Linked DNA regions of Mus musculus: region 1 is linked to region 2. Evidence: chromatin loops called from intact Hi-C (ENCODE). Cell type or tissue: gastrocnemius. All regions are shown on one strand. Links, peaks and the distances in the headings refer to the core of each region. The heading gives the core; the rest is flanking DNA. Region 1 has its middle 15 kb from the start of Sacs. Region 2 overlaps Sacs (sacsin).

The links. A loop is a pair of places that touch in the nucleus more often than their neighbours do. Peaks named below come from ENCODE experiments on the same cell type or tissue, not always from the same donor. Only the 100,000 strongest peaks of a DNase experiment are listed, where the experiment ranks them.
Region 1: a loop joins it to region 2, with 4 times the contacts of the local background. A loop is called at or near these places in 7 of 42 quality-filtered maps.

What each region holds. Positions count from the first base shown.
Region 1 is chr14:61,115,357-61,131,529 of GRCm38, forward strand. No RefSeq gene overlaps it. Among named protein-coding and RNA genes, the nearest start is that of Sacs, 15 kb to the right of the region's middle. In gastrocnemius, for the core only: no CTCF peak of the experiment used is centred there; no DNase peak of the experiment used is centred there; H3K27ac peaks cover 669 bases.
Region 2 is chr14:61,178,476-61,194,648 of GRCm38, forward strand. Sacs (sacsin) reads left to right here. Exons shown (of 10, transcript NM_015788.2): 4 at 747-834; 5 at 2,470-2,555; 6 at 5,477-5,588; 7 at 11,127-11,273; 8 at 12,623-14,117; 9 at 14,913-15,004. Among named protein-coding and RNA genes, the nearest start is that of Sacs, 48 kb to the left of the region's middle. In gastrocnemius, for the core only: no CTCF peak of the experiment used is centred there; no DNase peak of the experiment used is centred there.

The sequences.
Region 1 (16,173 bases), core at 7,263-12,262, 60 kb before region 2:
ATAAACTAGAGCTACATAGTGACAGCAGATTCACTTCAAGTTTCATCGCATACAGCTGGTAGGAGAGGATGCTGCAGTTGTCATAGAGGCCTGAAGATCATGAGATACAGCCATGGCTCTCGCTACCAGAACTCATTCAGGTGCAGTGCAGGTGAATGTACTCCCCCTTTTCTTTTTCTTTTTTTCCTTTTTTTTTTTAATTAGATATTTTCTTCATTTACATTTCCAATGCTATCCCAAAAGTCCTCCATGCCTTCCCCCCCCCCACCCCCCCTTACTTCTTGGCCCTGGCGTTCCCCTGTACTGAGGTATATAAAGTTTGCAAGACCAATGGGCCTCTCTTTCCACTGATGGCCGACTAGGGCATCTTCTGGTACATATGCAGCTAGAGACACGAGCTCCAGGGGGTACTGATTATTTCATATTGTTGTTCCACCTATAGGATTGCAGATTCCTTTAGCTCCTTGGGTGCTTTCTCTAGCTCCTCCATTGGGGGCCCTGTGATCCATCCAACAGCTGACTGTGAGCATCCACTTCTGTGTTTGCCAGGCCCCGGCAAAGCCTCACAAGAGACAGCTATATCAGGGTCCTTTCAGCAAAATATTGCTGGCTTATGCAATGGTGTCTGCGTTTGGAGGGTGATTATGAGATGGATCCCCGGGTATGGCAGTCTCTAGATGGTCCATCCTTTCGTCTCAGCTCCAAACTTTGTCTCTGTAACTCCTTCCATGGGTGTTTTGTTCCCAATTCTAAGAAGGGGCAAAGTGTCCATGCTTTGATCTTCATTCTTCTTGAGTTTCATGTGTTTTACAAATTGTATCTTATATCTTGGGTATTCTAAGTTTCTGGGCTAATATCCACTTATCAGTGAGTACATATTGTGTGAGTTCTTTTGTGATTGAGTTACCTCACTCAGGATGATGCCCTCCAGCTCCATCCATTTGCCTAGGAATTTCATAAATTCATTCTTTTTAATTGCTGAGTAGTACTCCATTGTATAAATGTACCACATTTTCTGTATCCATTCCTCTGTTGAGGGGCATCTGGGTTCTTTCCAGCTTCTGGCTATTATAAATAAGGCTGCTATGAACATAGTGGAGCATATGTCCTTCTTACTGGTTGGGACATCTTCTGGATATATGCCCAGGAGAGGTATTGCGGGATCCTCCGGTAGTAGTATGTTCAATTTTCTGAGGAACCGCCAGACTGATTTCCAGAGTGGTTGTACAAGCTTGCAATCCCACCAACAATGGAGGAGTGTTCCTCTTTCCCCACATCCTCGCCAGCATCTGCTGTCACCTGAATTTTTGATCTTAGCCATTCTGACTGGTGTGAGATGGAATTTCAGGATTGTTTTGATTTGCATTTCTCTGATGATTAAGGATGCTGAACATTTTTTCAGGTGCTTCTCAGCCATTCGGTATTCCTCAAGTGAGAATTCTTTGTTTAGCTCTGAGCCCCATTTTTTAATGGGGTTATTTGATTTTCTGGAGTCAACCTTCTTGATTTCTTTATATATATTGGATATTAGTCCCCTATCTGATTTAGGATAGGTAAAGATCCTTTCCCAATCTGTTGGTGGCCTTTTTGTCTTATTGACGGTGTCTTTTGCCTTACAGAAGCTTTGGAATTTTATGAGGTCCCATTTGTTGATTCTCGATCTTACAGCACAAGCCATTGCTGTTGTATTCAAGAATTTTTCCCCTATGCCCATATCTTCAAGGCTTTTCCCCACTTTCTCCTCTATACGTTTCACTGTCTCTGGTTTTATGTGGAGTTCCTTGATCCACTTAGATTGGACCTTAGTACAAGAAGATAGGAATGGATCAATTCGTATTCATCTACATGGTAACCGCCAGTTGTGCCAGCACCATTTGTTGAAAATGCTGTCTTTTTTCCACTGGATGGTTTTAGCTCCCTTGTCAAAGATCAAGTGACCATAGGTGTGTGGGTTCATTTCTGGGTCTTCAATTCTATTCCATTGGTCTACTTGTCTGTCGCTATACCAGTACCATGCAGTTTTGTTTTGTTTTTTAATTTTTTTTTTTAATCACAATTGCTCTGTAATACAGCTTTAGGTCAGGCATGGCAATTCCACCAGAGGATCTTTTATCCTTGAGAAGAGTTTTTCCTATCCTACGTTTTTTGTTATTCCAGATGAATTTGCAGATTGCTCTTTCTAATTCGTTGAAGAATTGAGTTGGAATTTTGATGGGGATTGCATTGAATCTGTAGATAGCCTTTGGCAAGATAGCCATTTTTTCTATATTGATCCTGCCAATCCATGAGCATGGGAGATCTTTCCATCTTCTGAGATCTTCTTTAATTTCTTTCTTCAGAGACTTGAAGTTCTTATCATACAGATCTTTTGCTTCCTTAGTTAGAGTCACGTCAAGGTATTTTATATTATTTGTGGCTATTGAGAAGGGTGTTGTTTCCCTAATTTCTTTTTCAGCCTGTTTATCCTTTGTGTAGAGAAAGGCCATTGGCTTGTTTGAGTTAATTTTATATCTAGCTACTTCATTGAAGATGTTTATCAGGTTTAGGAGTAGAATTTTTAGGGTCACTTATATATACTATCATATCATCTGCAAAAAGTGATATTTTGACTTCTTCCTTTCCAATTTGTATCCCCTTGATCTCTTTTTGTTGTCGAATTGCTCTGGCTAGGACTTCAAGTAAAATGTTGAATAGGTAGGGAGAAAGTGGGCAGCCTTGTCTAGTCCCTGATTTTAGTGGAATTGCTTCCAGCTTCTCACCAGTTACTTTGATGTTGGCTACTGGTTTGCTGTAGAATGCTTTTATCATGTTTAGGTATTGGCCTTGAATTCCTGATCTTTCCAAGACTTTTATCATGAATGGGTGTTGGATTTTGTTAAATGCTTTCTCAGCATCTAACGAGATGATCATGTGGTTTTTGTCTTTGAGTTTGTTTATATACTGGATTACGTTGATGGATTTCCGTATATTGAACCATCCCTGCATCCCTGGGATGAAACCTACTTGGTCAGGATGGATGATTATTTTGATGTGTTCTTGGATTCAGTTAGCAAGAATTTTATTGAATATTTTTGCATCGATATTCATAAGGGAAATTGGTCTGAAGTTCTCTATCTTTGTTGGGTCTTTCTGTGGTTTAGGTATCAGAGTAATTGTGGCTTCATAGAATGAATTGGGTAGAATACCTTCTGCTCCTATTTTGTGGAATAGTTTGTGAAGAACTGGAATTAGATCTTCTTTGAAGGTCTGATAGAACTCTGCACTAAACCCATCTGGTCCTGGGCTTTTTTTTTTGGTTGGGAAACTATTAATGACTGCTTCTATTTCTTTAGGGGATATAGGACTGTTTAGATAATTAACCTGATCCTGATTTAACTTTGGTACCTGGTATCTGTCTAGAAATTTGTCTATTTCATCCAGGTTTTCCAGTTTTGTTGAATATAGCCTTTTGTAGAAGGATCTGATAGTGTTTTGGATTTCTTCAGGATCTGTTGTTATGTCTCCCTTTTCATTTCTGATTTTGTTAACTAGGATGCTATCCCTGTGCCCTCTAGTGAGTCTGGCTAAGGGTTTATCTATCTTGTTGATTTTCTCAAAGAACCAGCTCCTCGTTTGGTTGATTCTTTGAATAGTTCTTGTTTCCACTTGGTTGATTTCGCCCCTGAGTTTGATTGTTTCCTGCTGTCTACTCCTCTTGGGTGAATTTGCTTCCTTTTGTTCTAGAGCTTTTAGGTGTGTTGTCAAGCTGCTAGTGTGTGCTCTCTCTAGTTTCTTTTTGGGGGCACTCAGAGCTATGAGTTTTCCTCTTAGAAATGCTTTCATTGTGTCCCATAAGTTTGGGTATGTTGTGACTTCATTTTCATTAAACTCTAAAAAGTCTTTAATTTCTTTCTTTATTCCTTCCTTGACCAAGGTATCATTGAGAAGAGTGTTGTTGTTTCCACGTGAATGTTGGCTTATTATTTATGTTGTTACTGAAGATCAGCCTTAGTCCATGGTGGTCTGATAGGATGCATGGGACAATTTCAATATTTTTGTATCTGTTGAGGCCTGTTTTGTGACCAATTATATGATCAGTTTTGGAGAAGGTACCATGAGGTGCTGAGAAGAAGGTATATCCTTTTGTTTTAGGATAAAATGTTCTGTAGATATCTGTCAGGTCCATTTGTTTCATAACTTCTGTTAGTTTCACTGTGTCCCTGTTTAGTTTCTGTTTCCACGATCTGTCCATTGATGAAAGTGGTGTGTTGAAGTCTCCCACTATTATTGTGTGAGGTGCAACGTGTGCTTTGAGCTTTACTAAAGTGTCTTTAATGAATGTGGCTGCCCTTGCATTTGGAGTGTAGATATTCAGAATTGAGAGTTCCTCTTGGAGGATTTTACCTTTGATGAGTATGAAGTGTCCCTCCTTGTCTTTTTTGATAACTTTGGGTTGGAAGTCGATTTTATTAGATATTAGCATGGCTACTCCAGCTTGTTTCTTCAGACCATTTGCTTGGAAAATTGTTTTCTAGCCTTTCATTCTGAGGTAGTGTCTGTCTTTTTCCCTGAGATGGGTTTCCTGTAAGCAGCAAAATGATGGATCCTGTTTGTGTAGCCAGTCTGTTAGTCTATGTCTTTTTATTGGAGAATTGAGTCCATTGATATTAAGAGATATTAAGGAAAAGTAATTGTTGCTTCCTATTATTTTTGTTGTTAAAGTTGGCATTCTGTTCTTGTGGCTGTCTTCTTTTTGGTTTGTCGAGGGATTACTTTCTTGCTTTTTCTAGGACATGGTTTCCGTCCTTGTATTGTTTTTTTTTTTCTGTTATTATCCTTTGAAGGGCTGGATTCGTGGAAAGATAATGTGTGAATTTGGTTTTGTTGTGGAGTACTTTGGTTTCTCCATCTATGGTAATTGAAAGCTTGGCTGGGTATAGTAGCCTGGGCTGGCATTTGTGTTCTCTTAGTGTCTGTATAACATCTGTCCAGGATCTTCTGGCTTTCATAGTATTTGGTGAAAAGTCTGGTGTAATTCTGATAGGACTGCCTTTATATGTTACTTGACCCTTTTCCCTTACTGCTTTTAATATTCTGTCTTTATTTAGTGCATTTGTTGTTTTGATTATTATGTGTCAGGAGGAATTTCTTTTCTGGTTCAGTTTATTTGGAGTTCTGTAGGCTTCTTGTATGTTCACGGGCATCTCTTTAAGTTTGGGAAGTTTTCTTCTATAATTTTGTTGAAGATATTTGCTGGCCCTTTAAGTTGAAAATCTTCATTCTCATCTACTCCTATTATCTGTAGGTTTGGTCTTCTCATTGTGTCCTGGATTTCCTGGATGTTTTGAGTTAGGATCTTTTTGCATTTTGCATTTTCTTTGATTGTTGTGCTGATGTTCTCTATGGAATCTTCTGTACCTGAGATTCTCTCTTCCATCTCTTGTATTCTGTTGCTGATGCTCACATCTATGGTTCCAGATTTCTTTCCTAGGGCTTCTATCTCCAGCGTTGCCTCACTTTGGGTTTTCTTTATTGTGTCTACTTCCCTTTTTAGGTCTAGTATAGTTTTGTTCATTTCCATCACCTGTTTGGATGTGTTTTCCTGTTTTTCTTTAAGGACTTCTACCTGTTTGGTTGTGTTTTCCTGTTTTTCTTTAAGGATTTGTAACTCTTTAGCAGTGCTCTCCTGTATTTCTTTAAGTGAATTATTAAAGTCCTTCTTGATGTCCTCTACCATCATCATGAGATATGCTTTTAAATCTGGGTCTAGCTTTTTGGGTGTGTTGGGGTGCCCAGGACTGGGTAAGTTGGGAGTGCTGCGTTCTGATGATGGTGAGTGGTCTTGGTTTCTGTTACTAAGATTCTTGCATTTGCCTTTTGCCGTCTGGTAATCTCTGGAGTTAGTTGTTATAGTTGTCTCTGGTTAGAGCTTGTTCCTCTCGTGATTCTGTTAGCCTCTATCAGCAGACCTGGGAGACTAGTTCTCTCCTCTGAGTTTCAGTGGTCAGAGCACTCTGCTGGCAAGCTCTCTTCTTACAGGGAAGGTGCACAGATATCTGGCGTTCGGACCTGCCTCCTGGCAGAAGATGAAGGCCCAAAACAGGGCCTGTCTCAGAAGCTGTGTCACTTCAGCCTGTCCCAGAAGCTGTTAGCTTCTGTAGTCCACACTCTCACCTGCGCAGACTAGTCTCAGAGGGATTTGGGAACCAAGATGGTGCCCCCAGGTGCTCAGGCAAAGTCCTCCTGGGTGGGGCGGACACCTCTCCTCTGGCAGGGAAGGTACCCGGATGTCTGGAGCCCAAAACGGGGTCTGCCTCAGAAGCTGTTCTCTAGGGACCTTGGGGGTGTCTGCCGACTCTGCTCCCAAGGTGACCCGGTGCTGGTGCCGACTGGAAAGGATTTGTGACACTGGTCAGGCCAGCTTTTCTGTTTCCGTGATGCTGTCTCAGGTCCTGCGTGATTGGATTGGAACAGAAGTTGTGTTCCACTCACTGGCAGTCCAAAGATCATGGGGAGAGTCCTCTAGGGGACCTTGGGGATGTCTGCTGACTCCACATCCAAGGTGACCCGGTGCTGGTGCTGCTCCCCCCTTTTCTTTCCAGGAGTTTGCATGAGTCTTTGTTTTTGATCTATCATTGTACAGACCAGATGATGTCTTATAAGGTCTGCTTTCTGTTGCTATAAGAACATCCCTGAGACTTGGTAATCAGGGCTTATCTGATTCTGTGTCTGAAGGCTAGGAAGTTCAAGAGCTCAGCAAGCCTGTTCTCGGCATCAAATGAGAACCTGGTGCTACATTGTGACTTGATGAATGAGTCTTCCAGGGAAGGCAATGTCTCATCAACCATCAATCGGGACACTGAGCATACAGCCAGCCTACATCCTCTGCCCTAATACGGCTGGTAAGCCTGCATGCAAGACATGTATTTCGAGGTATATCCATACCCACCTTTGGCCACACCACCCCTGCCACTTCAGTGAGCACCACCAGAGAAGTCTCTCACTGGGAACTTCTTTGACATCCACCCAAGACTTCACTGGGATCCACCCACAGCCTTGTGACTTTCCTGTGGAGCAGAATTCAAGATCCCAGCGCCTGGACAGACACTATGGGCTCAAATGTATCCCACTCAACAGAAATAGCTGGTGTCTTGTCACACTTCTCTGACTTCAGGAGTCAGCACAGCGGCCATGAAGCGAGGCCATTTTGCACAGTCGGTTAACTGGGCCTGGGAGACTGGGAATTTTCAGCCAGGTGCTACCAACATGCCACTACCACACAGACAATTCAGTCATTTTTTTTTCCATACTTGACTCAAGGGTAACAGGTGGGGATCAGACATGGGGCACCTCTTGGATGTACAATCTGGGAGAGGCAGGCATGGTCTGTGGAGAGGCCACATCCTTTGTACGGGTGGAGCCCCTATTCCCATGCAGTACACATTGGCAACCCAGGGTCCCAGCACGCATGCTCAGCTGACAGGGCGGTCATGTTCTTGGCCATGTTATGCACTTGCATCTCTCATGTATTTGACAAGCTCTGGCTTGGGCTTGACTTAAGGGATGAGGATGTTAAGAGACCCTCAAGCAAGAGCGGAGGTTCGGACACCTACAAGGAAGAAGTAGGAGAAGCATGACAAGACAGCACTAAGATACCAGCTATTTCTGTTGAGTGGGGTACATTTTAGCCCATAGTGTCTGTCTAGGAGTTGGTATCTTAAATTCTGCTCCACAGGAAAGTCATGAGGCTGTGGACAGACTCCAGTGAAGTCTTGCGTAGATGTCGAAGAAGTTCTCTTAGGTGAACATAGGATCTTGTTGGTTGATTCTGCTCTAAATTTTGATAATAACAGTTTAAGACTCAATTTTACCTAATTACTGGCCATTTATTTCTCTTCCCACTGTTAAGATTTTCAGCCTTTTTAAAATTTTTGAATTAATATTAATTTTTATTTATATGAGTACACTGTAGCTGTCTTCAGACACACCAGAAGAGGGCATCAGATCTCATTACAGATGGTTGTGAGCTACCATGTGGTTGCTGGGAGTTGAACTCAGGACCTCTGGAAAAGCAGTCAGTGCTCTTAACTGCTGAGTCATCTCTCCAGGTCCTTCTGTCTCTCTTTCTACTACTATTTTATTCTTATAGACTTGTAATTTTTATAAGTAATAATTTATTTACTACATGTCACAAATACTGTCTCGGAATGCTTCTTACACTTTAAGGTCGTGTGCACATGACGTCGTCAGTCAGAGTGTCTCTAGTATACTGTTCTCCACACGTACTCTTCTGGTGCATTGTATTATATTGTATTTTACTTCATCATATTTTATATACTTTTCTATTTATAGTTTGAATTTAATTTTCTTTTTTTTTTTTTTTATAGTTGTTTCTTTTTTTTTTTTTTTTTTTTTTTTTTTTTTAAGATTTATTTATTTATTATATGTAAGTACACTGTAGCTGCCCTCAGACACTCCAGAAGAGGGAGTCAGATCTCGTTACGGATGGTTGTAAGCCACCATGTGGTTGCTGGGATTTGAACTCCTGACCTTCGGAAGAGCAGTCGGGTGCTCTTACCTACTGAGCCATCTCACCAGCCCCGAATTTAATTTTCTATCCCTCTCTTTATCCACTCTTGTTTGACAATGCAAGTTAAAGTACTTTGCATTTTGTTTTTTCTGTGATTTCTGGGTTTCACATTATGAGATAGCTCAATGGGTTAAGGTGTTTGACACCAAGCCTGATACCCTGCGTTGGATCCCAGGAAGCCACTGGGCACGTGAAGAGAACTGATTGAAAAGTTGTCCTCTTATCTCTCCATGGGTACTGTGGCACAAATGTACACCTCTTAAATGAATGAATGAATGAATGAATGAATGTAGAAAAATAGAAAAGCAATGAATAATTTCATCTATTCAAAGCTCACACTCAAAGAATATGAATATTTTCAACTATTTAGTACAATTATTTTAAAGGATATAAAAGCATTGTGTGCAGGGCGTCACACTGAATTAAAAGATGATATACTGCTCTCCATGTGATATAAAATAATCCATGTAAGTGCCTGAAACTATGGCTTTTCAGTAATTAATCACATGCTGGAAAGTTCCTTGCAGAATGCACCCAACTTTGGAATCTGAAAAAAAAAAAATGACCTGTGCCCAGATTTCCCGACACACACTCATTTAAATGGCCATTCATTAAACTAGCTGAAGTATTCAAACTTACTCCCCGCCAGAATCAGAGGGCATGAGAGGAGGTGGCTACAGAGTGACTCCTTTTGTGTTACTGTACACATAGCTTTCATACGACTGTTGAAGGTTTTCTGAAAGACAGCTTTAAATCTCTGTTCAAGTTGGATCTTGGTACCAGTCTAGACTCAAGGCAACCTCGTGAGATGTCGCCTTCCCACCCTGATGTGTCAAACACATGCTCTCTTCACCAGGCACCTTCGGCTGCTTTTGAACAAGATTGCTTTCCTGAGTGTTGGGTCCAAAGCTGTCCCCAAAATCGCAACGCTTGTGCCAATGTCCTAAGTAGAAGGACTTTGGCCAGGCAAACAGAAAGATTGTTATTGGGTAACCGAGGCCTGAAGACTGAGTTCTGTTTACCAGGAGCCTCCCTCAAAACACCAGGAACCTCTCTTGATCCGCCATAAAGGTCAACTACCTAGGGAAAGGTCACCTAGTTCTGGGTCAACCTAAACACCCCTTATCCTGCTGACTGTCCTATAAAGCCTGCTTGCTTTCCTGCCATTTCATCTTCTCTTTGTCCCTAACCTCCAGACAGCCTTTGCATTTGACCCTCCCAGTATACCTTCCTTTCTACCCATGGAGTGGTCCCGTTTGGTAGTTTTACTGTGCCCCCACATTGTTAAGCACAGGCAGGTTCTGATGGCAAGAGAGCCTGGCACTCTGCTTTTAGATTCTCATTGCCATCGGAAGGGTAGGCATTGTTGCAATCGTTGGTTTGTAGGTGAGGAAACAGAATTACAGGGCTTAAGGTGGGTCTGGTGAGCAACTCTGCAGCAGAGCACGTGTCTGGCCTGAATTCCATTCCCAGCAAAGCACACACTAGCGCATACACACGTGCACGAGCATGCACACCCTGTCCAGGGTTCCCCAGCTGGGCAGGCACCCTGGGGCTGACCATCTTGGTCTGCACTCTTTCTTGCTCTATCACAGCTCCTCAGGACCTGCCTTGCCAGTATTTTGCAGTGTTACAAGTCCCATAGTTGAGACTAGTTCTAAATTTAGAATCAAAAGGACAAGAGTGGTTTCCAAAATTGGAGATGAGTTTTCTATCCAGCTAAATTCTTGAATTGTCTTTCAAGGAGCTGGCCCTTCTGCTCCGAGGATGCCCTGCACTGACTTTCCATGGCCCCAGCTGGCTTGAAGAGAAGACCTTGGGATAAGTAATGACCTTGACATGCAGAATAAAATAACAAGAGGTCAAAGAAGAATTCACTTCATAGGCACCAAGCACAGCCTGGCCAGTTATGGCGAGGATCTCCAAGCAGGATCCAGCAAGCTCACACAACACAGGGCAAGGATATCAATCAATCTCATTCTATTCCCAAGGAGAGGGAGAGACACAGCTACAGGCTGATCTGGGAGTTTTACAAACTTTAGATGACTTTGAAAGTTGGGGTTTTTGTTTTGTTTTTCTTTTTGTTTTTTAATCACATTTCACCACATGAGAAATACAGCTCAGAGATTTAAAGCCAGTGGGCCTCAGGCATAAAGGACCGATGCTGGAGACAGTCACACCCAGCTATCTCCAAATCCTCTGCTCCCTGTATGCCACACCAACTGATTTTTGGTGATCGTGATACTCCACTAACATTTGAGAAATGTATTTTTCAGATCTGCTATAATTGTCTATGATTTAGTCTGCTAACTAAAAACATGAATTTTAAAAAAGGCACAAGGGGCCACCAAGGCGGCTCAGGGGGTAAAGGAGCTTGCTGCTCAAGTCCGAGTTCAGTGTGGAGGAAAGGTGGAAGGAGAGAGCCCACTCCACAAAGTTGTTCCATGGCCTCCACAGGCGCACTGTGGCACAGCCCCACCCGCAGCATAGCATACACAGGCGCATCGATAGTAAAATGTACAGACAACACGGAAGCAGTGACACTTGTTACCTCGGACTCATGCAACATCTGCTGCTTTCCCGTTCATGGGAAAAGTTCACCCAAACTAAAATTGTAGTTACAGAAAGGAACCCCTTACGCAAGTTTATAAACTTTCTGATGTTTTTCATTTTTAGATTGCACTTTCCCCAAAAGTTACGAAAAATATAAGGAAATGTACAGAGCTTGGGGTAAGACGATTTCCATTAAACTTGTTCTGGGATTTATGATGTATGCTCACTATCATTGAAATAAACGGTTGTAATGATGCAACAAAATGGGGTGGTTTTTGCCTAACGGAGATGGATGTGTCAAAGGACACATTATATCTACCAGGCTGAGACACTGCCGAAAGGAAGATGCCCACAACAGTTCCTATTACTCATACCTATTATACCTAATGATCTGGCAGAAGGACTGATTCCATATCAGCTGTTGCCTCTGATACTATATCTAGGCAGTTACAGAATTCTGCCAAAGCCCCGCCTACTCAGTAGCTTAAAAGGGAATTGAGTAGGTTCAGTATTAATAGCTAATCTTTACCCACCCTCAGGGTGGGTCTTCCCTGCTCAGTGACAAGCTTTTGGAAACTCCCTCAGAGAGACACTGAATGGTGTGTTTCTGAAGCCTGTCAGTTAGGATAAAATAAGGACATGCAAAATTCTAGAAATACGATTTCAGAAATAACAAGCCCAACAACCGTCTCAATATTGGTGCTGAAAAATAAATTGTATGTTTGGTGCTTTAAGTAAAGGTTGTAATGGAGATAGATGCCTTGCCACAGACCCTTGTGTCTGCAGAGGCTCAAAGTCTCTCCTATAAAATGGCTGAAGCTGCAAAATAGTTTGGCCATTTTCAAGGTAAATTTTCACCCTGTGAAGGGACCACTCAGAGATACACAGGTTCCTGGGCTGAGAAGCTCCACACATCCAGATTAATTGCTCTCTGACCCCAGACAACAGGCTCATCCCTAAGAAGATAGAGTTTCCACCTCCCATGGAAAGGGATATCTGTGCAGCCCACATTCCTGCTTTGACTTGGCCTAGCCCCCTAAGGAATCCCTGTGCTCGCTCAGGGATATCTGCAGCTGCCAGTTGTTACACAACCTGACTGAGCTTGTGTCTGATCATCTGATCAGTTAGAGAGCAGACACAGCCGGGCGTGGTGGTGCACGCCTTTAATCCCAGCACTCGGGAGGCAGAGGCAGAGGCAGGCAGATTTCTGAGTTCGAGGCCAGCCTGGTCTACAGAGTGAGTTCCAGGACAGCCAGGGCTATACAGAGAAACCCTGTCTCAAAACAAAAACAAAAAACAAAAACAAACAAACAAAAAGAACAGACACTGTGCAGGCGGCACAGAGACTCCTCACACCAGAACTTCAGCGGCTTGTGTTTTCTGCTAGTTGCTTCAGGTGACCCCTGGGGAGACACTGGAGTCAACTGAACACCTCTCTTCTCAGTCCTGTTGTGGTGGCTAATCTTTATTATTATCTTGACGGAGAACTGAATTGTGCTGCAAACTCCTATTGCTGTGACAGAGCCACCTCAGCCTCTCGCTTCCTGCCATATTGGACTCTGAAATCACACACTGAGATTCATCACTTTTCCTTTAAGTTGCCTCTGTCAGGTATTTTATCAGTCATGAGAAAAGCCAATACACTGTAAGTGTCTGTTGCGCTGTCTTGCTTGAGGAGTATGGATAAGAAGAAAGGAACCGTGTATATGTTCTCTGTGTAATGTTCACTGTGGATACAATCATTGTGTCCGTGTTCACTGTGTATCTGTCCGTGCACACCACCTACATGTTTATTGTGACATGTTCAGAATAGACTGACTCCCCCCCCCCACCCTCCCCCTGTATATATTTCTGGTCCGTTCTGAAGTTGATTGACTTCACTAATGTGGAACCCACAGATATAGAGGGTCAATGACAGGTACACTGTTTAAAGGTATAACATTACAAAACAAAACAAAACTAGCACACTCATAAACCTCATGGGCAGTTAAAAACCATGGTGGCCAGTAATTCACACCAGCTTGTCAAAGTTTTACTCAAATGACACACATATAAGATGATTTGTGACTTGTATCATATGTTCATTTGATGCATAGCGTATTTTAAGCACACAAGGAGGTTTTATCAAACTATATTGCTTTCACGAACAGCTGCGTTTTTCCATTTACAAGGCAGAATTGTTTGTCATTTAATTGTGAATGTTTTCTCAGCAGAGAGCTGAGATTCAGTAGCGTCCTACTATTCATTTTCTAAAATAGTAAGATTTATAAATTGAATTACAAAGTAAAGGAAAAATTAGATTTTAGATCGTGTAGCAAGTGAAGTGAATACTGATTTTGAAAGCAGAAATAATATTTGAGGGATATTCTTGTGTGTGTGAAAACCACTCCTGGGGATATTTAACAGTCTTCCATTGTCGCCTGCCTTTCTACACCTCGTCCCTAGCACTTGGTACATATGTGCAGTTGTGTAGAGGCCACAGCTATTATATAAATGCATGAGATCTCCTTTCTCATGAGGCTGGTCTTCCCTGGAGCAGGAATGAGTCTTATGTCTCTTGGCACCAAGGGGGCTCAGGACATTTGCTTCAGTAGTCCTTAGAGTTGAAGAGGGAAGGAGTGTCCTCTGACGGACTGGGGCAGGTGTACAAGGGAGGCTGAGGCTGAAATGGCTGGCCTGGCTTCTCAATGGCTTCTCTTTCAGGCTTTCTGCAGCTGCCGTGTCCTAGCTCTGGGTCTGTGTAATCCTAAGTGTGGCATCTCCACATTCCAGACAATCACTCGCCATGAGGTTATTCCAACATTTGCCTGGGTGCCATTGGGAGAGAGATTCGCTGAAGTCTGTCACTGCATGGCCTGATGCAGCTGTTCTGGGCCACCAAAAGCTACCATCTCAGCGAAACAACAATTGTCTCCTTCACCGTTGCAGAGGGAGTGCCTTGTACACTTCCTGCCTTGATAACTTATTACTGTAAGTGGAATAATTTGCAGAGAACAACGATTTATTTGGATGATGGGTCAATGTGGGGGGTACTTGAGAGAAGGCTGCCGTGTCCTTCCTTGTAGGGACTCTCTGCAGAATTCTATAGTGACACAAGATATGACAGAGAGAGACAGAGCATGTAAGAGCCCTTTCTCCCTCTTATCAGAAAGACATGGTCCCACTGGGTTAGAGGCCCAACGTTATGGACTTACCTAACCTTTTCTCTGCTAAAGGTTCCAAACAGAATGGTTGAGGTAATTTCCTACTTTCTTAACACTAACAGCAGAAATTAATTTTCTAGTAACGTTTTGATGAGGACATTTAAACTACAGCAGGAAGTAAGATCAAGTGTGTGAATATTTGGGTATAAATAACTTATTTTTTATTCAGCATGCTTATGTTTTAATTTTGAGGATACTTTATTAGTTTCTGTAAACTCTGGATTGAAAACATTAAGTACTACATACTTAATACTATGTGTTACCTTTATACAAATGAAAAAAAATAAATTTAAAGTTTCAAGGCCAATATGGCTATAAATTTCTACATAATGCTAACTCAACATGGTAATGTTTTGCCAAGTTTATATATATATATATATATATATATATATGTGTGTGTGTGTGTGTGTGTGTGTGTATGCATAATTTGAAAAATATATAATTGAAATATATATAATTTGAAATATATAATTTAAAAATATATAATTTGAAATATATGTACATATCAGTAGTATGTTATATATGATATAATCAAATATATGTTATATATGAGGGGAGAGAGAGGAGGGACAGGGAGAGGGAAATGGTTTTTCAAGCCTCAGTTTACTAATCTGTGGGGTCATTTGTCTTCTCCCTTATACTAGTTTGAGGTGACCACTTTCCAGCACAGAGCCCTTGCAAATCGATATAGCTGGTACTGGTGTCTACAGCTTACAGTCTGGGTGCATCTATGTTCTAGCTACTTTTCTAAATGCTTTCTAGTTGTTGGCTAACTTTAATGCTTGTAGGGAGTTAAATGTTTTGTAGTGTGTGTGTGTGTGTGTGTGTGTGTGTGTGTGTTTTAAGATGAAGAATCAGGACCTATTGAGTGAAAGTCATGTGTCAAGTTCACAAGGCAGAGATTAAGAGATGTGCTCAAACGCAGGCAGCTGGAATCCCAGGCAGCTGGCGCTAGCACCGATGCTTAACTGAAGTCTGTACAACCTGCATTCTGTGCTCCAGCACTTCACAACCATGATAAGCTTGGTGATGTGATCTCTTCCCTCCAGAGGGACATTAGGCAGGAGGGAATCTAATTATGAAGGCCATCTGCAGCTATCTGTTTTGAGGCCTTTTGGATATTTGAATGTCAGTAAGTTGACATCCTTTAGCAGCATGGCCAGTGATATCCTTTGCAAATGACATTGTCAATCATCAATGTTTCTCTTTACAAAAGGCACGTTTGGTGGCCAGGAATAACCCTTCACAAATTTAGACATGCTGTGCCTCCCATGTCAGGCAAGACTAGAGAACCGTTTTGAAGTAAGATGAGTGTTATGATCAGATAGATACCTGACGAGGAGTGGGTTAATGGAAGAGACATTTGTTTTGGCTCACGGTTGGAGGTGATAAAGTCTGTGATGGCGAGGAAGGCATGGACATTGAAGTGGATCTTAGGTGTTGCAGCAAGAGTGTGCGCCTGCTTGCCTCACATCCAGACAGATCAGGGAGCAGACAGACAGACAGACACATGTGGATGTCCACCTGGCTTTCTCCTTCTGTTGTTTTTATTACTCAGATACCCTAGGCAACGAGATGCTGCAGTCCATGTCCAGGGTAACTCTCCCCCTAATTTAATACTCTCTAAAAAAAAGCCCCAAAGCTTTGCTTCACCTAATCCAAGCAAGTTGACAATCAAAATTAGCTATCACAGACCCCTCTCACATTAAGCTGAGAGAGGAAAGGGAATAAGACACACTGGACAAGACAAGAAATGGGAGCAGCAAGTGTGCCCTTAGTGAGCTCTGTGTTCATATCCCCCAAGTCCTTCCTAGGCAGCTGATCACTTGCTGTCACCGTCGAGCCTTT
Region 2 (16,173 bases), core at 3,843-8,842:
CCCATGAGGGCAACTTATTTCTTGGTAAGGATAGTTAATATTACTTGAATGAAAAACATTTGAGAAAGTTTTGAAGTGATAGTATTAATGTTATTGAGAGACCAGATTTTTGGGTTCAGACCCCCATCTTAGAAAACCTGACCTAAGTTTAAACTCAAGTAAACTAACAGGCCAGTACCTAGCTTCAGTTTCCAGGTTACCCCCCACTAAAACCTGAGCCTAGCTTAAGTTTCCAGGCTACCCCCCAACAAGACCTGCATCTCCAGGTTATGCCCCCAACAAATCCAGCATCTAACACCAGTTTCCGGTTATTCCTCAACAAATCTGCACCTCCAGGTTACAGCCCCCACCGCCCCACCCCTGCCTAAGAAGCACCAGTCAGGAGGGAAGCAGAAGTTAAGTTTATGGTTTGGCTCCCAGCACCAGCCAGTTATGCTAAAGGCCACAGTAGCACCCCAATTAGATGCTTGCCACTCTAGAAACACTCACCCCTCGCTTGCCATTGTCTATAAAACCTTGTTCCGATGAGTGTTCAGGGCTTTTCTTCACCAGAACCATCCTGTGGGTCAGCGGTGAGTTAAGCCCAAGCTGGAGCTTTTAAGTAAATACCCTGTGTGATTGCATCAGATCGGCTCCTGATGTGTGATGGCATCAGATTGGCTCCTGGTTGGTCTTCTGTGGCTCACAAACACTTCCTTGGCACTACATTATGTTGCATCTTACACATTTTCTGTTCTCTTTTTCAGATACCTGATTGGATCAAGATTGGAGACCTGACTTCTAAAACCTGTCATCTTTTTGTAAACCTTCAATCAAAAGGCTTAAAGGGGGGAGGTATAATATTGATTTTACCTGAAGTATATGCCACAATTTAGTCCATTAAAGATTTTTATTTTAATGCAGAAACAGAGGGGAGAATAGTGGCCACCAAGAACTGGGAGGAGGGTGAAATTTAGAGGTGTTGGTCCGAGAAGATGAAATTTCAGCTTTATAAAACAGATGAGATCTGGAGATCTGCTGCACAGTGGAGGGCCCAGTTCTGACCAGTGTTAGTGCTGTAATGTATACTGAAGAGCTTGCTAAGGAGAGTGGAGCATGATGTGCATGCTTGTAATCTCAGTACATAGGAGGCAGAGGCAGGAGGATCTTTTGAGGCCAGACTAGGCTACCTAGCAAGATCCTATTTCAAAACAATCAAGCAAACAAAGTTATTAAATTGTGAAGAAGGAACATCTTAAATGCTTTTCCACAAAAGGAATAAAGTCAAAACTAAAGGGAGTTGGGAGAAACATTTGGAGGTGATTGATAAGGTATGGTGGTGATGATAATGATGTTTGATAGTTTCGTGGTCGTAGATAGTGACCTCCAAGTTCATGCATTAAGTATTTGTATCTTTTTGTAGACACTTCAGTAAAGTAGCCTGGACTAAAGGCTTTATATTAAACATGAAATGAGAGCATACGACAGAATGCAGGAAGGGGCTGCCCAAGCCAGAAGGAAATGGTGGCTGTAGCTAGTTTTGTGATGAGAGAAATCTGTTGACATAGTCTTGCTCAGTCTTGGTCTCGGTGATGATTATGTCAAAATTATACAAAGTTGTACAGGTTGAGAATTCCTAATGCAGAAATCTAAAAATAGACCAAAGGCATCTAATGCCAACAACGAAAAGTTCACTGTGTGACCTCATGACAGTTTATAGTAAAAACACAGGCACACTAAAAATTTTATATAGATTACCCTCAGGCAATATATCTAAATATATATATACTAAATATACATGGATTTCTTCTTTGGCCTTGGATTACATCCATAAGATACTTTATTAATTAGTGCAAATATTCTGAATCCTAAAGAATGGGATACTCTGGTCCAGCCTATGGTGATGGTTACTTTGTCTAATCACTTTATTATTTTTTATTTATAGGCAGATCTTAAATTTTTCTTGTTCTTAAGGAATATTTTCTCCATCCTCCTCTTTACATCTTCCTGCCACCTATCTGAGGATGGCCTGGCCAGCCGGGGTGGAACAGTGCAGGCAGGACTTAGTTCTTAACCTGGTCAGTCATTGAACAGCAGAGCCATCAGAGTATCAGTTACATTTGAGAGTAATAAGAATGTGACAATAAGTGACATTATTCCTGACTTGTTTTTTGTCTCAGGAGCAATACACAGCACCAGTTATTTAATCACCTTAAAAAATAGCAGCACCTTTACCCCTCTGACCCGGTGCTTGCTGTTGAATTACCCGTTTGTGAAGGTATGCCTTGGAAAAAGCTTTAGAAACCTAATGTGTCAGCAGCTACTGTCGTGAGACTCCATACCACTGAGTTGCCTTTACTTTCCATTGAGTTGGTCCTAGGATTCTGCGGTGCCATACCCGAAACCATGCGACAGAACCAAGTCACACACAGGACGAATGCCATGAAATCCTATTTTTCTAAGTCTTGTAAAATATATCCTGCATTTTAGGTCGATTTGGTCAAACAACTCCACCACTTGTTGATTTTCTCAAGGATATTTTAAGAAGATATCCAGAAGGAGGACAGATCCTTAAGGTAGGAGATCTGATGGAGTCCTGTGGGCTTTACCTTCAGAGCGAAGCACTTAAGAGTTTGCATCTGGTCTAGACTTGATTGTATTGCCTTGCCTGCATGGCCACAGTGCATAGCTGATGGGGGTAGAAATGAGAATACAGTTGGTGTGAAGGGAGGAGGGTTTGTGAGTACAGGGCCACACTAGGCTGCTGCATACTCACTCCCTTTAAACACAGTGTCCTCTAGGAATGCTCTTGTAGAGCAGTGAGCCCTGGGCATGCACCAGCTGTCAATCAAATAACCAACCAATAGTTCAGCAGCCTAATACCAGTCCATGGAGAGGTCAGGAACATATGCTTGTTTCGTCTCTGGATTTAGAGGCTGTTTTGTGAGAGAGTTTACTTTAATAGGGTAATTATTTATTTATGTCTATGTTACATATGATCATAATATTTTTCCTCCAAGATGGAGTGGAATTCTCTTTGTGGTCCCGGTTGGCCTCAAATTCATAATGCTTCTGCTTCAGTCTCAGTGCTGGGTTATGGACATGGCTCGGGATATATTCTTTAAATATGAATATACTTATTAATAGGAAAATTTAAACATCCACAAAAAAGGCAATGAAAGAAGATTTTGTGGAAATTAGGTTTGGTGTTCAGTAAGAACCCTCCTTAGTGAGCTGGGGCAGTAGGTGAGTTATTCTGTACCCTCCTTGTTATGCTCATCTTCAGTGTTTTAGCCCTTATTTCTCTTCCAGCTTAGCAGTGTTTTTAGGTCTAGTAGCTCATGTTGTCATGCTGAGACAGGCACAAAGGCTGTGTGGCGGGGACTGGCTTAAGGGATACTGGACTAGCTTCTTCAGTGGGACTTTCAGAATGGCAGCCAGTGGCTTTCAGGATAGTGCTTGTAGAAGGCTAGTTTGAAAGCTATTTTTTTTCTATTGGTTGCTAGAGAAATGAAGGATATGATTATGGAGTTGTCGTGGGGCTGGGGAGGACCGTGTGGGATGATCCACATGGATTCAGAGTGAGGATTCAGTTGTTGGCTACAGGAGTTGGGTCAGAAGTGAGTGAGTGATGTGCCAGGACTCCTGTGGTTGGCCTCCTTTGCTCTTTTTGTGATGTTTTTATTGTAGCCAGTTCTGTAGCATCTCTAATCCTTGGGTATTTAGTGCTAGGCTCAGCGGCATTTCTCAGAATTGCCTGTAGCTTAGCCTCCACCTTCTATGGTGTTTGCTAAAGTGGGTCCAGATTTTCAGGGACTTGCTGCTTCCTGGAATCCATAGATGTGACCCCTAAGGGTTACACCTTGGAGGAGCTCGTTATATAGAGATATCTCTACTTGTTGTATGGCCTGTGATTGGGGGCTGGGGCCTGGAACTTAGTGTTTTATCTTCAGATTTCTTAAACCCTGCTTCCTATAATGCACATAAGGCATGAAGACAAACTCCTTTTATTGTTTGTAAGCTAACATAGTATTCTACCAATCATTTAGTTCTTATTGTCCACCCATCGTATTAGCATATTGTTCATTTTTTAAAGACTTCCTTGGACTGAATGCAAAGGAAAGGGATCTAAGCCATTAAAGCACCTATGAGAAATGGCAGCTGTGTGAATAGCAGCCATAGCGCCAGTGGATGTGTGGGTAGTTAGAGACGGTTCAGGTGAGTTTATTCAGGGTTAGACATATGGCTGCTGGCTGGCCCAAACACTCCATCTTCTGGGACTCAAACCCAGAGCCTCTCATATGCTAGCCGAGCCCTGTGCCCTCGAGCTATACTGAAGCACCCACAAGGCCTGTGGATGTACTTGGTGAACCTGAAAAGCCCAGACCCAGGCTGGCTGTTTAAGTCTCTTCTTCCTGAGTTCTTCGACATTTGTACTCTTCTAGAGGCTTTACCATTGGCATTGCTTTGATATCAGCTAAAGTGCTCTTTAATTTAGTGATTGCAAGGGTCCAGGGAAATAAAAAGGACTTTCCCTAAAGTCAGATGTTGATGAGTTTGATAATAGGAGGGGATATTTTGGGGGGATATGTGGACTTTTCTAGACACCCACATATCCATTTAAGGTGGTGGCCCTCAGTTTGCTTTATTCTAAGTAGGAGGCTATTCGGGAATTTACCATGTGATGATTTTTCCCCTACAGAACCTGTAGACAGGCTCTGGAGAATAAGTTAGGGGTGGCTCTCCAGAGTTCCATTCAAGTTTTGATGATTGTAGGTGTATCTCTATGGCTTGAACTTATTTCAGCCGTAGCTTGCTTCTAGTTGACAAGAATATTTTGTGTAGAAGTATTTGGGTGGTTAGGACTGAGAATTTTGTTGATATTCTTGCCCTTTCCTTTCTAGGTCACAGATGTCTAGGCACCCACCCATTCACCCATATCCAACAAGTGATCAATACTACTTTATGAATGGTTCTCAGTACTAAGATACTTTCTGCTTCAGGAGTGTCAGGCTGTCAAGAGTATTGCCTATTAAGGGTGCATGTAGACTCAAACTATTGAATATCCTTGTTTCTAGGAGATAAAAGGATTCTAAGACTCTTTTTAAAGTTTGGTAAACAATTGAGAACTAATGGTCTATTTTTGGAAGCTGTTTAAGCATAAGCTATCTCAGAATAATATGTATTGAACTTTGAATTAGAGTAGTCTCCTTTGAACAAAGGCTGTGGGTGGATATTTCGAACTTCCAGGATTTGTAGATAGAGGCTAAATGATAGCAGTTTCAAAGGCGATTTGCAGATGTGTTGCTGGGAAAGACTTCCCAACTCCCGTGTATGTAGGAGCTACTTTCAATAGGAATCTAACTAGGGCTTAACTTTACCCATGGAGAGACTGAGGTTTTCTTCTCTTTAATATACGTTTTAGATATTTTAGGTAAAACAAAGTTGAACAGTAGATTACTATATTAATGTCATTTTTGGTGTGTTTTATGGCTAGGAATTAATTCAGAATGCAGAAGATGCTGGGGCCACAGAGGTTAAATTTTTATATGATGAAACACAATATGGAACGGAGACTCTTTGGTCGAAAGATATGGCACAATATCAGGGTAAGAATAAATTGGAGTAAATTTTATCTTTTATACTAATGGTGATGTCTTTAAAATTAATTTATTTTTTACACTCCATCTTCCATCCCCCCCATCCACCCTCCAATTGCTCCATATCCTACACCTCCTTCCCCCGTCTCCACATGGATACCCCCACCCCCATACCTCACCTGACCTCTAAACTCCCTAGAGCCTCCATTCTCTTGAGGGTTAGGCATATCATTTCTGAATGAACACAGACCCAGAAGTCCTCTACTGTTATATGTGTTGGGGGCCTCATATCAGCTGGTGTATGCTGTCTGTCTGGTGGTCCAGTGTTTGAGAGATCTTGGGGATCCAGATTAATTGAGACTGCTGGTCTTCCTACAGAATCGCCCTTCTCCTCAGCTTCTTTCAGCCTCCCCTAATTCAGCAACAGGTCAGCTGCTTCTGTCCATTGGTTGGGTACAAATGGCTGCTTATGACTCTTTCAGCTTGTTGGGTCTTTCAGAGGGCAGTCATGATAGATCCCTTTTTGTGAGCGCTCCATAGCCTCAGTAATAGCGTGAGGCCTTGGATCAACTTCCCCTTGAGCTGGATCCCACTTTGGGCCTGTCGCTGGACCTTCTTTTCCTCAGGCTCCTCTCCATTTCCATCCCTGTAATTCTTTCAGACAGGAACAATTATGGGTCAGAGATTTGACTGTGGAATGGCAACCCCTTTCCTCACTTGATGCCCTGTCCACGTTGGAGGTGGGCTCTATAAGTTCCCTCTCCCTAACTGATGGTGATTTTTAATGATCTACAGCTATTTACTTAATAAACAGTGTAGTTATCGTTTGTACTTCTTGGCATGTTTAATTCAGGTGCTGAGCTTCTTCTCCTCTGCTTTTGGTGGGAAGATGTTTCTGCCAGTTGGTAGTATCCTTAGAGGAAAAAAGATTAAAATTAAATGGCTAGCAGTGTAATCACATAGCCTCCCATTCTTGTCACTCCACCTGTACTTTATATTATGAATAAGATAAAGGGCACTGCCTCTATATAAATATAATTTCTTCTGCATTTGGAGAGAAGCCCAGTCTTACGGCTGTGCTTTTGTGTCTTGTCTCCTGCTTTAGGGCTGCCCTTCTGCTGGGGGTGAGAGCATAGACTCACCAGGGGGAGGGAAGAAGGGTGGTGAGAGGGAAGTCATAAGGGAGCCGTTACCTGTAGATGCTTGCCAGCTTGCTCCCACTCTGAAGTGTGGGAAAATGTGAATGTAACTTAGCGCAGCTCTGAAATTGTCGGATGATTGTGAATACTTGCACATGGTGGACAGTAACTGAAAAAGAAGTCTTAGCTCATTTTCTTAGATATCGCCAAGAGAAGTTTAAGTGACAAGATGGTGTTTTGTGAAGGTGTCACCATTGTTATTGGATGTTTAGCACTTATTGCCATGGTTACTGTCATTCTGACATTTGTTTTAAGACCTGGCCATGGAACTTTGATCTGGAAAAAGAGATGTGTATATTGTGGTAATATCAGGAGGCTTGCACCCTGGTTCTGAGACCTGCCACCTTGCTGACTCTAGTGCCGTCCTCTAGAGACCAGCCTTTCAGTAGAGAGATGATTAGCCTGTTGTTCCTTGGCTCTAATTTTATTATTTAATGTAGCTCAGCAGTGATGCTCAGTTTGCATTCAGACTGTATCCTGGTCCTACCCAGCCCTACCCACTGCACAGCCCTACCCACTACACAGCTCCACAGGTGGTGACACACCGGGCACTCCCTCTGATCTCTGTGTTCTCCTGCTGAAAAACTAATGACAGAAAGGGAAATTGTTTTTCCCACTTACTCTTAGGAGGAAATGGGGGCCTTGGTGTGATGGGCTGTCCTTATGCCCCAGGAATTCTGTGCTCATTGCTCTGATGTGCTGTGCTGGTGAGGATATAGACCTCCTAGAAGCATTTCTTAAGGTTGTTTTTTTTTTTTGTTTTGTTTTGGTTTTGTTTTTTGCTTCCAGTCTTCATTAAAGAAAACATTGAAACAGCTGGGTATAGTGGTACATACTTTTAGTCCCAGCACTCAGGCTGGTGGATTCTGTGAGTTCAAAGCCAACATGATCTGTATAGTGAGTTCAGGGCCACCCAGACCTTCACATAGCATTTCAACATCGCACCACCACAACCACCACCACAAGATTGAAATGGTCCTCGCCTGGCTCAGGGATCACCTTACAAGAGGAGGTGGTGCTGGGTCCCCTGTAAGCCTCACAGCCAGCAGGGAGGTGGGAGGTAAAGAAAGAAGCTGGAGTCAGCACCACCTTGACAAGCTCTGGGCCTGAACTCTTGACCTCAGGGTGTACTTTCCTTACACATTTAAGCCCAGTAGAACTTTGGGAATGAAGACGTTTCCATGTGACTGTTAGCACAACAAAGCTTTAGTCACAGCTGCATAGAAACTTATAAACTGCAAAGTAGCAAAGCACCTGTAACCTTTACAGTACCCAGTGAGCTCTGTTGACTGATAAACAGTGCTCAGGGCAAGGGCCTATGGAGGAAGGATTTGTAATAAGCCCAGGACAGATTCTGTTGATGGAGAATGCACAGTACCTGGGGCCTCTTTCAGAAGGATGGGCTCTCTTTACTGAGAGACTAAGTTTAGGATTAGGGCCTAAACAATGCTCACGATACTGAGGGATTCAGGGAGGCTGGCTCCACAGCACAGCAAAAAGATCACTAGGTTGTTAGACAGCGCCTACACCAGCTTTCTGGGTGACCAGGGATCAGCCATGCTTCTTCCTTTGAAGTTTAATAAGTGTGGTTCTCCCAATTCTTTCTTAATCTGTGCCTTCTAGAGAAGTGAGAAGATTGTACTAGCCAGAGGCATACACGCATTTTCTGGACACGACAGGCATTCTTTTATAAACTGGTGGCAGCCATGAGTCCATGCACAAGCTCAAGCCTGGTAATCCGTGATAGAATGCAGAGGTAGGGAGTCCAGCCCCAGCTGAGGATCTGAGCACTCAGCTCTCCTGGTGACCCTTGGAGGGATGGCGACTGCCCCTCCCCTAGCGGTGCTCTGCTGCAGTACTGGTGACTCTGCTGGGCTTCCTAATTCCCTTCTAGAGAGCTTAAAGTTGTTTTCTAGATTATGGCAAGAATTTCACTCCTGGGCCTGTTCTGTGATATTTCCTTTTGTATCTGATATTTTTAGTGAAAAGGGAGTAGGCAGAAACATATAGTATTTGACTGATGCCATTTTATATTAGCTGTAGTTAGCTATTGGTTATTAACAAGTCATCTATTACTATTTTTGCATATTATGTAAAATTATATATTATTAATATAAAGATTAATATTATATTGACGACTTACTGTATCATATTAGAAATAGCTAACAGTTTAAGGGTTCTTCTCAATGGTGTGTACTGTGGTGAGCCTTTATTTATACCACTGTGGATTCTTAATACTCCTGTCTGGAGAGGTAAAGCTCTTATGTTGGCATAGATGAAGAAGCTGAGTCTGTGGCTGTCATTGGTAACAGTGACTCTGGTGACACCCGACCCCCTTGCTGCCTGAGTACCTTTTCACAGCTGTGTGCTTGTCCTTTTCAAAATAGTCTTTGCAGCTGGGCATGGTGGCGCACGCCTTTAATCCCAGCACTCAGGAGGCAGAGGCAGGCAGATTTCTGAGTTTGAGGCCAGCCTGGTCAGAGTGAGTTCCAAGACAGCCAGGGCTACACAGAGAAACCCTGTCTTGAAAAACCAAAGGAAAAACAATAGTCTTTGCAGCCTTGATCAATTTCATGTCCTGACTTTGTTTTAAAGATAGCTGCTGCACTGATTAAAACAACGACAACCAAAACCTGACCAGGCCAACATTCCATATTTAAAGAAGCTTATGGAGAGATGTTCTTTGGGTGTTGGGAATCTCTGTGTAGTTCATTAGCATGGAGGTTGCACAGGTCTGAGGATTGTCTCTGTGCTTTATTGTGTCTGTGTTATTCTTAAGCAACTTTCCAAAGGAAAACATTGTCATATTTTAAGTTGACATAGTTGCTTATATATAGATAATGTTAGGATTTCTGAAAACCAGTCTTGAAAGAGTGTATTTGCTCAAAATTATAAATACAATATTTGTTAAAGAAACCACTTTGGAGATAGCATTATAATTTCAAATAGTTTATTTAACTATTTACCAAATTCAGGACTATTTAAATTTACACCATCAACGCCTTCTATAGAGATTAAGTAAAGCAAAATCAAAACCATACAACCCAAATATTCACAAGGTGAACATTACTAACTTTAGTAAGTAATTGATTTCTACTATATGAAAAAATACAGTGACAAAGTTATTTAGGTTGTAGGTTTTCTTAATAGATTGTTCTATACATCTAGAGAATGATCTATGGTTGCTATACTTTCAGTTTTGAATGGATGATCTTGTACACTATACAGAAAAAAGTAAAAGAATAAATAGTAACAAATAGATGGATGGATAGATAATAGGTAGGTAGGTAGGTAGATAGATAGATAGATAGATAGATAGATAGATAGATAATAAAGCATCAGGTCACTTGCTGAAAGCAGCCAGCAGAAATTTATTGAGAAAGCCCCTTTAAGACAGCCAGCTGGAGTTTCCAATAGAGAGTCTGGGGCAGAACAGAGTCTCCCCTCAGAATGGTGTCCAAGTAAAAAAACAAATAGCAACAACTAGAGCTGACATCATCAGATTGGACACAGTATACAACAGACTGACTAGGGGAGCTGCGACAATCAGACTGGAATTTCCCATGAGCTCTCTCCCCTGGATGAGCTTCCCACAGTGGAACTGGCTTCTCTTTTGCATTGCAGAACTTTTATATCATGGGATAACCGGCAGTGATGTTGGCTAGAAACGCTTTCCCTTCTAGCTATTTGCTAGGACACAATGCTTTTACCCATGTAGTGTTTTGCTCTTCTTATCCCTCCCTGTCACAGGGTTAGGGGCCCCAGACCATCCTCACAAGAGAGGACACTGGCATGAGCACGCTTGGGTCTGACATGGAAGGGGGCAGCACTGATCCCAGAGCTAGCTCCTTGATGAGCTAAACAGCACCGATTGTTTGATCGCTCTGATGTGCACTGCACACACTTCCAAGAAATTCCACTTACAATGAGTGATTTAAATATGGGACTCAAAAAAGTTTTCACAGAGCATGGTGCACTGTGGGAATATCCTTGTTTGCTCTGGGTTTCTTGGTATTTAAGTTCTTTATTCTCTTAATTTCTTCAGGACTTTTGACAAATAATATATTTCTCTGGCTGTTAGCTTTTACCACATTTGTTTTTATTTTTATTTTGAAGACAACTGAAATAATAATGCAAAATTTAGTCACTGTACTCATGGGTCTCTATTCTCTCATCAAATCAGGGTTTTGGTTTTTTGGTTGGTTTTGTTTGTTTGTTTGTTTTGTTTTGTTTTTTGTTTTTGTTGTTTTGGTTTGTTTTGGTTTTGTATGGATGAGTCTCCTGAAACAGAACCATCCATTCTGGTGTACTCCTTGCTAACTAATTGCTTGTGCATTTCAACACCCAGGCTCAGCTCTTTATGTGTACAACAATGCGGTTTTCACCCCAGAGGACTGGCATGGCATTCAGGAAATAGCAAGAAGCAGGAAAAAAGATGATCCCCTGAAGGTTGGAAGATTTGGAATTGGGTTTAATTCTGTCTACCATATAACAGGTGCAGTATTGGATGTGGGCAAGTGGGGAGGAGAGTCAGCCAGACTATAGATAAATGTTAGTACATCTACTGTGTTTATATTAACATTGATATTTTGTTTTATATTGACTGTGTGACATATTGAAATTATATTGCTATACACAAAAATGTAGTTGTTACATGTAAGTCTTAATGTATTTATGTATTCATCTTTTGGAAGATCACCTTCTGGGCTCTGAGTGATGGTTTGTTTGTGCGTGTTGAAGCACACCTGCGGACTGCACAAATGTAAAGACTATTATGCAGGAGTGTAGAGCAGGTCAGTTGCCCCATCTGTGCAGCTCAGTATTATTTTCTCTCCTACTTGACAGTGAGCACATTGATGTGGGCCATTTGCTAGAAGGTTGTTTTGCAATCTGGAGATTTGAGAAAGCCACAAGTTATGCTTTGACAGTGTCAGCAGTCTCTCTGGCTTGATTTCAGCATGGGTGTGTGGCATTGTGTAAGGTCTAGAGACAAATAAAGCCTACATTATACTGTTGATGGATTTAGTGGACATAAGATTTGCTACTTAAGATGAGTAAGAATTTAGGTGATTGTCACAACAGTACTTGCATTTGATAAGTACACATCTTAAAGGGGTGGCAGACTTTACTAGAGTTACATTGTGCATGGAGATTAGGGGCTAAGGTCTGCATGGGAGACAAGACACACCAGAATTCCCCTGGGAAGAAGCCCTTTGAGCAGCACCATGGATAAACGATTCTTTCAGTATGAGAAATCTGACAAAGCCACTTCTGCCAGTGTTGAAATATCACTGTCTTCAGTTGAAGAACAAAAGAAGCAGTTGACATTAGTCTAGAGACCATGTGGTAAGATGTGAATCTTTAAGAACTGTAGCTGTGCACATGTGCATTCTTCCCCAGGAAAGCTCATGGCTCGCTCACTGTGGGCTCTGTACTTGCTCAGTTAGGTGGCAGTGGAGCAACCTGCATCATTGTAGCAGAAAGCTAAATCTTTAATTTGGAACATAGGTTGTAACTCTTTTCTTTCTAACTGGGCTTATGTGGCAGTGAATACTGAGTATAAATATGTAAATAGTGTTTATCTCTTACACTTAATGAGTATTTAAAGAGATAGCACAGATTTTCACAAAAACATAGAAGTTTCTATTATTGGCTCTTATTAGATTGCCTCAAACCAGAAACCATTCTCTATCACTTTCAAAGTATGAAGTTACTTGTTGAATTTTATATGTCAGGCTATTTCTTATGTAATGTTTTGATGGTAGTTATCATTTCATTATGGCTGCAATTACAGTTGTTCTTTGGTCTTTTGAGTTGGTCATACCTTGGTTTTCAATTCTACAGATGTTCCTTGTATCTTTAGTGGTGACCAGATAGGAATGCTAGATCCTCATCAAACACTGTTTGGCCCCCATGAATCTGGCCAATGTTGGAATCTCAAAGATGACATCAAAGAAATAAATGAGCTTCCGGATCAGTTTGCCCCCTTCATTGGTGTTTTTGGAAGCACCAAGGAAACCTTTACAAATGGCAGCTTCCCAGGGACATTTTTCCGTTTCCCTCTTCGCTTACAGCCTTCCCAGCTTAGCAGCAATCTCTACACTAAGCAGAAGGTTCTGGAGTTGTTTGACTCTTTCCGGGCGGATGCAGACACAGTGCTACTCTTCCTGAAGAGTGTGCAGGCGGTGTCTTTACATGTCCGAGAGGCTGATGGGACAGAAAAACTGGTATTTAGAGTGACTGCTAGTGAGAATAAGGCCCTGAAACATGAACGGCCAAATTCTATCAAGATTCTGGGAACGGCTATAAGTAACTATTGTAAAAAGATCCCAAGCAACAGTGTCACCTGTGTAACATATCATATAAACATAGTTCTGGAGGATGAGAGCACGAAAGATGCCCAGAAGACGTCGTGGTTGGTATGTAACAGTGTGGGCGGGCGGGGCATTAGTAGTAAACTGGATTCTTTGGCTGATGAACTGAAATTTGTTCCAATCATTGGACTAGCCATGCCTTTATCAGGCAAGGATGAAGAAAATGGAGCAATATCTGATTTCTCAGGAAAAGCATTTTGTTTTCTTCCTCTGCCTCCTGGTGAAGAAAGCAGAACAGGACTTCCAGTTCATATCAGTGGTTTCTTTGGCCTGACTGACAACCGCAGGAGCATAAAATGGAGAGAGTTGGACCAATGGAGAGACCCTGCGGCCTTGTGGAATGAATATCTTATTGTGAATGTTGTTCCCAAAACTTATGCTACTCTCATCCTAGATTCAATAAAACGCCTGGAGACAGAGAAGAGCTCTGATTTCCCCTTATCAGTTGACACCATCTACAAACTTTGGCCTGAGGCCAGCAAGGTCAAGGCACACTGGCATCCAGTGTTGGGTCCACTGTTTAGTGAACTGTTCCAGCATGCTGTCATTTACTCAATTGGTGGCGAGTGGGTGAAGCTGGAGCAGGTGCACTTCTCAGAACTTGACGGAAGTTTAGAATCCACGCGATCTGTGCTCAACTACCTCCAGAGCTCAGGGAAGCAGATTGCCAAGGTCCCAGGGAACTTGGCTGCTGCTGTTCAGCTCAGTGCAGCCTCTGCCACCTCCAGTGCGTCTCCTGTGAGAAAGGTGACGCCTGCGTGGGTGCGGCAGGTACTGAGGAAGTGTGCACACCTGGGCAGTGCGGAAGAAAAGCTGCATCTTCTGGAATTTGTGCTTTCCGACCAAGCCTACAGTGAGCTGCTCGGGCTTGAGCTGTTGCCTTTACAGAGCGGGGCTTTTGTCCCCTTCTCCTCGTCTGTCTCTGATCAAGATGTTGTTTACATCACCTCAGAAGAATTCCCAAGGTGGGTGCTGTGGGGCTCAGACAAGGTTGATCCGGTCAGTAGGGGGCTGCCTTTTCTACAGAGTTCTTTACTGCCAGGTGTCTGTGTGGATTTGGTGGGTGGGTGGGTGAGGCATGAAATGTGAAAAGATACATTTTATATTTTAAAGTGAAAGGGCATTGTAGAAAATCTGGGTCATTGCCTTATATTGACAGTTCAGCTGTTTGGGAGGCTTAGGTAGGAGGACCACTTGGATCTAGGAATTCCAAGACAACACAGTAGTAATAGCTTGTCTCAAAAAAAATTATTCTAGTAGCTATTTGTCACACACAACACTAAAAACAGTTATTATAAATCGCTAATAGAGGTAAGTTTAGTTAAAATTACTTTGATGAAATTTAAATTAAATTAGTATATTAGATAACTATTTCTTTGTATTTTTAAGACAGTGTCATGATGTATCCCAGACTACCCTGGAAAGCAGTTTTCTTGCTTCAGCCACCCACGTTCTGGGGCTACATGTGTCTGTCGTCATGCTTTGCTAGGGTTACATGTGTCCGTCATCATACTTGGCTTCAGTAACTAAGGTTTTTTGGTTTTTTTTTTTTTTTTTTTTAATAGCTGAGGGTATATATTGTTAAATACTTAGACTGTTTTTGAATTTTCATGGTGTATGATGCCTAAAGAAAACTTTGATGTGTACTATAATTCACATAAAATAAAATAGCAGGTTTAACTGGCTTGAAATTATATGGTGGATGCTTTTAACAGAAGAATTGTTGGAATTATAACTGCTGTGTACTTCTCAAATTCTAGGTCCCTTTTCCCAGGTCTTGAAGCAAGACTTATTTTGGAGAACTTGAAGCCTCACCTTCTAGCTGCTTTAAAAGAAGCTGCGCAGACCCGAGGTATTATAACTATCCAGAGTTGTTCTTACATTTTTGGTTGTGAGCCTAACCATTAATGGCTGAGCCATCTCTCTAGCTCGCCGTGCTTTTCTTAAACAACCCTCTTTCTAAAAATACAAACAGTTTTTATAAGGTTTCTTCTAACAACTGTCCATTTTAGACCTAGAAGTGTGAGTCCATATGGCTCAGCCTAGGACAATTGTTCACTTTAAGATGTGTCAGGAGCCATTCTAGCATCTAACAAGAACCCAATGGCAATGTCATTGAGACCCTCATGTCATCGCTCTTGGTAGCAGGCATTTGCAGGAAGTGTATCTTAACCTGCAGAGTGCTTTTGGTTTTTTCCCAGTGCTTGCTAGTTCTTTTCAGACCCTCCCGTCCTCAGATCTTGCAGCGCGTGTGATAACAATGAAAGTGATTGTTAAATGTCACAGATGAGAGGAAAGCTAGGTTCAGAGTTTGCAGATGAGTGCAGGAGGCCAGGTTTTCTGCCTTGTCTCCCTTGTCTGCTATCCCACACCCCAGCCCAGGTATAGCTACCAGATAGGATCAACTTCCAGGAAATGTGTTCCAATCCAATTCCAAGACACTGCCAGGGAAGGGGCCTGAGAAGACCTAGGAAAGCTATAAACACCCGTCATTGGGAATGATTTTTAGGAAATGACAGTAATTTGGAGGGAAAATTACCATGGTCCTGACTCTAATTCTATCTCTATTCTGCAAATATTCTATCACCTATGAAACTGCTGTCTGGACTTTTCCTAGGTTAGACCTAAGTTGCCCCCAGATCTCAGAATTTGCCTTACCAAGGAGCTTATTGTTTGTGATATGTTGTAGACAACACATGACCTTTCCCTTTCGAGGAAAAGTGTTCATCATTTCTATTTTTATTCATTAAAATATGCATGAAAGGATTTGGATCTTGTCAGGGCAATGAGGTTGGAGTTAAAAATGAGACCAAGAGTGAGCCTGTAAATGTTTCTTGTCACAAGGATTTGTGCCTGTGAGACCTGCAGTGATGCGGGTTTCCCGCATTCTGATGACTCTCGTGTTGTAAACTGTTCTTTTCAAGAAAGCTATTGAAGTATTTAGATATGCATTCCCACTGAGCCTTCTACCCAGCCTCCCGCTTTCCTTTTCCTTTTTATGTCAAGTTTTGTTACTTTATG